Regions from separate parts of the Homo sapiens genome. Here regions 1 and 3 are each linked to region 2. A link is an interaction called in ENCODE POLR2A ChIA-PET data of the cell type or tissue named here. Cell type or tissue: CD4-positive, alpha-beta T cell. All regions are shown on one strand. Region 1 overlaps STK38 (serine/threonine kinase 38). Region 2 overlaps SRSF3 (serine and arginine rich splicing factor 3). Region 3 overlaps STK38 (serine/threonine kinase 38).

The links. Peaks named below come from ENCODE experiments on the same cell type or tissue, not always from the same donor. Only the 100,000 strongest peaks of a DNase experiment are listed, where the experiment ranks them.
Region 1: POLR2A ChIA-PET joins it to region 2 with 5 read pairs; 21 of 35 experiments call an interaction of 5 or more read pairs at or near these places.
Region 3: POLR2A ChIA-PET joins it to region 2 with 7 read pairs; 19 of 35 experiments call an interaction of 5 or more read pairs at or near these places.

Annotation. Positions count from the first base shown.
Region 1 is chr6:36,503,816-36,506,315 of GRCh38, reverse strand. All of the region lies in intron 9 of STK38 (serine/threonine kinase 38), which reads left to right. Among named protein-coding and RNA genes, the nearest start is that of STK38, 42 kb to the left of the region's middle. In CD4-positive, alpha-beta T cell, no CTCF peak of the experiment used is centred here; no DNase peak of the experiment used is centred here; H3K27ac peaks cover 584 bases.
Region 2 is chr6:36,598,948-36,601,447 of GRCh38, reverse strand. SRSF3 (serine and arginine rich splicing factor 3) reads right to left here. Exons shown (of 6, transcript NM_003017.5): 3 at 2,465-2,500; 4 at 258-296. Among named protein-coding and RNA genes, the nearest start is that of SRSF3, 5.8 kb to the right of the region's middle. RefSeq lists enhancers at 999-1,498, 1,499-2,000. In CD4-positive, alpha-beta T cell, no CTCF peak of the experiment used is centred here; a DNase peak (open chromatin) is centred at 1,517; H3K4me3 peaks cover 2,148 bases; H3K27ac peaks cover 2,131 bases.
Region 3 is chr6:36,492,662-36,495,161 of GRCh38, reverse strand. STK38 (serine/threonine kinase 38) reads left to right here. Exons shown (of 14, transcript NM_007271.4): 14 at 1-1,270. It also overlaps the pseudogene LOC124901558. Among named protein-coding and RNA genes, the nearest start is that of KCTD20, 51 kb to the right of the region's middle. In CD4-positive, alpha-beta T cell, no CTCF peak of the experiment used is centred here; a DNase peak (open chromatin) is centred at 1,131; H3K27ac peaks cover 58 bases.

The DNA of each region.
Region 1 (2,500 bases), 95 kb after region 2:
CCCACCTTTTCTCCATTTTCATAGTGGTAAAGGGGTTATATTTAAGCTGGAGATCTGTCAGAACTAAGTACAAATACCTACTTAGAGTTTTCAGGCATCAATTCTCAAACTTTTTAAAAATTTTGATCCACTCGGGCAAGGGCAAGTCAAGACTCCTCAATTCATTTGCCTCACACTTTCTGACTTTGTGATGTAAAAAAGAACTTACTTATAAAGATTGGAGAGAAATATAAAGGGAATGCTTATTACTTTATATGCATTTGACTTTGTGCCTATATAAAATTATGTCCTACAGGCTGAAAAATAAGAAACATCGTGTTTACCTTGATAGTATGTTGGAAGTACAAATTTACCAGTGAAATATTGCTGTCTAAGCAGAATTTATTTTTTGCCAATAGCTGATAAATTGGTTCATGTTTGAAGTTCAGTGTACATGTTCCAGTGTCCAGTTACTGGAAAGTTATTGGCCAGATAATAGAAATGCGTATCACTACATTCTTAAGCTTTGCAAGAAACCCATAGCAAATGAAATTGATGATGGTAAAGCCAAACTAACATTTGGTCATTAGAAAGCAGAGTAGCAGCAATGGGAAACTGACTAACTTGGAATGATGGTCATGCAAATGTATTGTCTGGAAATGGTAGCACTTCCGTTTGCCCACATATATGGTAGTAACTTGGCAAGTTTACCAAATACTGTGTTTCAGTCAGAATTCCTAGTAAAATACTGATTTACAGTTCTCTAGAGTACCTTTAATAACACTCTTAGTAGGTCACTAATAGGTGGATGTCAGTTACATGTGAAAATGGAAGCCTATGGGATGGTTTAAGGAAGAGTCAAAGGAAAGCCTTGCATTCGTTTTGATTTATTTGAAGCCCACCTATCAGTGGGGCCTCAGACAATATTTACTTGGGAAATCTTCAGTTTAGTACAGTTAGTTACAAAATAGTCTCCCTTCCTTGGGAACTCTGCGACTCTTTAAACTTCTGAATTCTGTATGTGGTTGAAAAATGGTTTATCTTGTTGAGGATTAGGGAGTGTCAGGAACAAATTTGGTCAGATGCTTCTATTATGTCTCTCCACAGAGGAGTAGTTTTTAACCTTGGTTGCACAACAAAATCACTTGGGGAACTTCAGAACATGTTGATGTCCAGGTTCCACCCACAGAAATTATGATTCAGTTGGTCTGGGATATAGTCTGGGTATCTGGTTTTTAAAAGACTGAGTGATTCTACTGTGCAGTGAATGTGGAGAACCTCCACTGAAGAGGTTATGTCTTAAATAATAGCTCCTGCGTTGTTGGGAAACTAATATTTATCTATTTTTTGGAAACAGAAGGTAAGGAATCTGTGATTTCTTTTCTTTCTTTCTTTCCTTTCTTTTCTTTCTTTCTTTTTTTTTTTTTTTTTTTTTTTTGGAGGCCAGGATTTAACCTTTGGCTACTGTGCTGACAAGTATTTTGGGGATAAAGCTTAAGTGTTTTGAATTGTTCCTTATATTCCAAGACAAGCTTTGTGCTCTTTGATGTGTACCCAAGGGTCATGTCATGATTAGAGGAACCATTTCTATAGTTCTATAAGGAAAGCAATTTCACAATTTTCGTATTTGCAGTTAAATGTCATTTAATAGTTAAAAACATTTTTGAAAATCTGAATAAACTTAAGGCCCTGATGCTATGGTTAAGGTTCTTGCCTTTTTATACTATATACAGTAGAAATGGGAAAGTGTAAATTAAGGTCATCTTCATATTATCTCTTTTCATAACTTGAAGAAAATGAAGCCACCTCTCAGTCTTCCAAATGTTAATTAACTGTGTTACTTTGACCTTTTGTTAGTGATCCCATTCAGCTAGTACCAAGCTGAAGATTGATATTCGTTAATGGTTAATATAAATTTACTGCTCTAGGTTAAGCCTAACATATGTAATTGCTACTCAGCCTATTACTTTTTAGTCCATTGGGAATCACTAAAAAAAGTAGAGGCTTTAGCTTCATTCCTCGGCTGCTTAAATCATATTGTAATGTTTTAAATTGTTATGTCGTCCTGTATAACCTTAGGCCCCAGTAACTGATTAATATGAGTCAGCTTTAAGTTAATTACAGATATAAAAGGTAATAGACACATAGGCATCCAATCTTGGTCAGTTTAATTTTTTAGGGTTGAATTTACAGAAGTGAGTAGGAAATTAAATTGCTTTATTTCTTCTAAAACCCTGACACAAAATCATAAGGTTAGAACACATTCAGTTGAAATGACTGTTAACAACCAACAGAGCTATTCCAGATAGCAATTTTCATTGACACTTGAAATACCCAGACAGAAAAAAGGAGAAACTGGAGTACAGATTTACGAGGTTGGAGTTGGAGGACACCCTGGTGTGGAAAACAACAAAGGTTTGGGAAGGGGGCAGTCCTTAGATTGGAAAGGGCACACCTGGTACAGATGGTGTGGTAAAAAGTGTGGTAAAATGCGAGCGAGCTCCAGTGGCAGACTCTAGTT
Region 2 (2,500 bases):
CCAAGGCCAGGAGTTAAAGGCTACAGTGAGCTATAATCACACCACTGCACTCCAGCCTGGGTGACAGATCCTTTTTTAAAAAATTAAATACTTTCTAAAAAGCCTTTGAAAACTCAAAGAAAGCTGACTCATCCTTACAACTTGATTCACTATTAAAGCCAAGGTTTATTCCCATTAACTAAGCCACCTGGAAAAGTTTAGGAATAGCAGAAACACTGCCATTTCTAAGAACGTAGCCAAAAAAGGTAGTCATTTACCTGCTCCGGCTGCGAGAGAAGCTTCTCCTTCTTGGAGATCTAAAAGCAGAAACAGGAAAATTAGGCTCATCATCAATTAGTATTTATGGCGTGAGGCATTTCCCAACTTTTCAATCTCACTGTTGGGCCCAGTGAATGTGCCGAAGAACTGGCACCCATCGTCCAAAAAAAAAAAAAAAAAAAAAAAAAGAAAAAAAAGAAAAGAAAAAAAAGGCACAGAAGGATTAAGAAACAAAAAGCTCAAGTGAAAAGCAGGTATTCCAACCATGGATTCACTTTAACAAAGAATGCTTCACAGCAGATCTGTCCAATGCAAAACTTCATGTCAAACTAACTTCACTACCCAAACACCACACCAAAATATAGTCCCACAAGTAGTTCCAAAAACAGTACCATAAACCAGTATTTGGAACCCATGCAAACCTGTAAGTCCATGACAAGACTTAGGTACCAGGTGGATAGTGTAATTTTGTGAAAACGCGGTAGGTGTAAATATTGATGCCATTAAGTGCTACATTAGAACTGCATTTGTGATCGTCACATTTAAGAGTGTGTTTAGGCTTACCAAAATTACCTTAGCTTGGCCCACACTTCAACCCCAAAATTTTAAATTTTGAAACTGTTAGTAAAACCATTTAAAGGTGATAGGATTCAACAAATTTTTGCCAGAAAAGCTAATCTGTTAGAGATATTAAAATTTTTAGTTTGGCATCTTGCACATGCAAATAAGTTTCACTTGAAGGCCTAGTTACATTACGAGTTCCCTATCACCCTTAAAAGTTTTTCAAGCAATATATATGTACGTTACCATTCAATTATGCACAGCCAGCCTTTGATCCAGAAAAAAGAATTACTTTAAGCCGCTTACTCCTTATTTTAACCAGCAGTAAACTGTATAAGCAGGAAAAACTTACTAGTTTTGGGTTTCAACAAGCTAGAAATGGTGAGGTGAGGCTGCCGGACTGACGGCCAGGAAGAATTTGCTGAAAAGGTTTTGCCAGATGTTGCGTTGGATTTAGTTGGTTGGCGAAGGGGGTGTTGTGGATTTTTCCTGCTTTTTTGTTAGCCGAAGGCTGCTGCTGTAGTTGTTGTGAAGACATTTGGTAAATAAACAGCTGAGCTGATTGGCCAGGAATGTGTGGGCGGTCGAGGTGGCTGCTGCCGATTTGGTTAAGGTTGGAGAGAAGGCTGAGAGAAAACAGCATGCTCGGGAACCAAAGGGCGGTGCAACCTGACGACTGGCCAGCCTGGGTCATGTGAAACGACACCAGCCAAGCTGAATGGGGCGCGCTGGTCACATGACGCTGAAAGGGCTAGTTGACTGGCTAATGCAGATTCAGAGGGTGGTGAGAAGAGACATGATGGTGACTCTGTAACGGGGTTCATTTTTATTAATAGATGGACCAAAAAGCACAAAAAAAATGAAAAACAAGCCATCAGTACAACCATCTATTAGCTAACAAATACTCTTTATTATGATGGGCAACAGTGTGCTGTTGTTTTTCAAAATAGCAAAAGGGGCAAGATTTTGAACTCCTGTCTCCTAGAAGGACTCCACTCACCTGTAAGAGGTAAATTTAGTCCTATAGAAACTATTTTGGAGGTCTGAGGAGATGTGGAGTTAGCACCCAGACAATACTGCCTGGTCCAAGAATGATGCCATTTTCAATTATAAAAAAACTGAATTTTCTCCTATTTGGGATTGAAGAACAGATGACTGGGATTACTTCTTTTTTAGCCCCCTTTATTGGTCAGTGACTTAAGTTAGTCTCAGAATGATTTCTACTTTACCAGTTGTAACATTAAAACAGCTGCCTGTTTGATAAATATTACAATTGTGCTAATAGTAGAAAACACAAATTTGTGAAGAGCTAGAGTTGAATGTAATGTTTGTCATTATGGAGCCAAGAAATGGAAAAAGGCCTAAACTGAAGTATAAGGGAAGATTTGGAAAGATGCAACTAGAAAGATGAACTAGAAGACAGATCCAAGATAGAAGTTACTGACTACCAACATGAACAGTGACCTAAAGACAAAAGCCAACACTCAGCACAACTCACATACCCCAAATTACACCCAACAAATGTTTCACAGAAACCTCCGATTCTTCCAAAGTTTAAAACCCACCAACAAACTTAAGAGAAATACCTGCTCCTACTAGCTACTCCATTACACCAATACCTCTTAACAAGCTTTCTCTCAAGTACCTGCGACGAGGTGGAGGACTCCTCCTACGATAATCA
Region 3 (2,500 bases), 110 kb after region 2:
ATTGATTTATCTCCTCCTGTCCCCCATCTAAAATACCCATGCTGCTTTTCTGAGTGTTGATGGGGGTTACCAGCTTGATCCACTGTTGCTCTTAGAAGGCCCAGAAAGTCTTTGGGCATTGCCAAGAAATCCCGGATTATGTGGAAAACCCTCACTTTCTCTTCACGGCTGTACCAGAAAATCCCTAAGACAGATCTTGCCGTGGACTAGCAATACCTGCAAGTGCTGCCAATGGGAACTCAATTTATTCCTGGGAACCTAACGAGGAGAGCCCAGGCCTAGGCAGGAGGCCTGGAACCCTCTTGGCTAAGGTGCTGTTCCTGTTCCTGCAAGGTCTCCAGAACCCCTTTGGAAATGGTGAAGGAACCAGCCCAATAGAAGTACAGAGCCAGCTGACAAGTCCTTGTAAAGCTCACTCCTCAGTCCTTGGCACAGCCATGTTTTGTCTTCTCTCTTGGTATTTCTTCTCTCCCAACTTTAGCCATTTTGCCTTGGAATCATGATTACAATTTTTTCCTTTGCAGATGCCTTCCTGGGGGATACTCCTCCCCACCCTAAAGGGTCGCCTGCAACTTAGGCGGATTGGGTCTCTCTGCTGTGGCGTTCTCTCTTGAGAGACCCTCTGAATTTTAGCACAAAGTGCCTTCTGTTTCACAGCTGCCACCACCTTTAGAGGAATTTCGTCAGAAAAATGTGGAGGCTCCATATTAATGCATTATTTTTTAAAAAGTTTTGATAACTCTTAAAGCATCATTTGCACCTATGTGGGAACTTTGCCTGTTGCAAAGTATTGTGGCCGAGCTGCAGCTGGGAGCCTGCTTTCTGCCAGTCTTGAGGTTCTGAAGATCAGCTTTGAAAGGAAAGTATGTCCTAGCTTAGCCATTCAGAAGAGAAAAATGGAATATCAGAGTTACAGTTGTCAGTGAAACTACTTTGGATTTTAACCTCTTAGAGGAAGAAAAAAGGTTAGGGAAGTGTCAACTCTGGATGAAGGTGATGTGTTTGCCTCTCAGTCTTTCATTCATAGCCTGCTAGTGAAAAGGAAGTAAATGAGATTCTTTTGTGTGACTTTGTAGTCTCTTTGTATTACCAAATAGTTGGGGTGTTGACTCCTGTGTGTTTTGCAAGAATGTGTGGTAAGCCTGGGTAAAGAGAAGGAACTGCGGTGTTGGGAGAGTCTTTGTGTTGGGGAGTGGCAGGGGATGATTTGTTTCAGGGGAAAATGCCCACATTTTAACTTTTAAACTTCTGAATAAACTGTGTAAAAACAGTAGTGGAAATACGTGGTGTGATTTATTAAACTGATAAGAACAGATACTGCATTTGATCTTAGCAAAAAGGCTGAGAGGGGATTGTGATGTGATTTAAAGCAGATAGTGGCATATAACTTAGAGGCAGAGTGCTGATGGCTGCTTTTAACCCCTTTGTCCACAAACCATTACAACGCCTAATTTCGAGTGTTAATTTCAAAACTGTATCACCATCTTCATGCAAAGTGCTTTTCCATCTCAGGGAAGCTGGGACTGACTTTTGTTCTTAGGGAGCTAGTCTCCTGAATCACTGTCCATATGAAGAGACTTCTCTTGCCCCGACTGCATGTGCTTCTTCCACCCACCTCAGTGTTGCAGGGCAGTGGGCCCTCCCCTCACAGTAAGGCCAAGGGCACACACATCCTGACAAAAGTGCTGTCATCTGGTGGACCTTTTGTACAGCCTTTTACAGCCCAGCCCCATTTTTTCGCAGCCTGCAGTCAACGAGGAATCTCATGAGCTCATAAGATGGAATTGTTGGCTGGGTGTGGTGTCTCACACCTGTAATCCTAGGACTTTGGGAGGCCGAGGCAGGGGGATCACAAGGTCAGGAAAGATTGAGACCATCCTGGCTAACATAGTGAAACCCCGTCTTTACTAAAAATACAAAAATTAGCTGGGCATGGTGGCACGAGCCTGTAGTCTCAGCTACTCAGCAGGCTGAGGCAGGAGAATCGCTTGAACCTGGGAGGCGGAGGTTGCAGTGAGCTGAGATCGTGTCATTGCACTCCAGCCTGGGTGATAGAGCGAGACTCCGTCTCAAAAAAAAAAAAAAAAAAAAAAAAGATGGAATTGTTCAGCCCTGTGTCCATCAGAGCAGGGTTCTGTCTCTGAGATGTTGTATGCTGGAGGAGTCCCATATGCCCCACTTGTTAGCCCCTTTCTGGGTAGGGAAAAGCACCTCAAGGAGTCCAGAAGGGAGGGGCAAAGACCAGCTAGAGTAGAAACTGCAGGCAGAGGAAGCTAAATGCAGCCAGAATGGGTAATGTCTTTCTAAGGCTTATGAATCCTAAGAAACATGTTGGGCAACACTGGCTCAGTGTCGATCCTGTTGACAGAAATTCTGTTTCCTACTCTCATTGGGGTAGTTAGAAAATTGCATACTAAAATGAAACCAAAATCATATCATTTGATGTCTCCCAGTTCAGGAATGCATCACAATTTTCTTTAGTACCTGTTTCTTTGTAGTT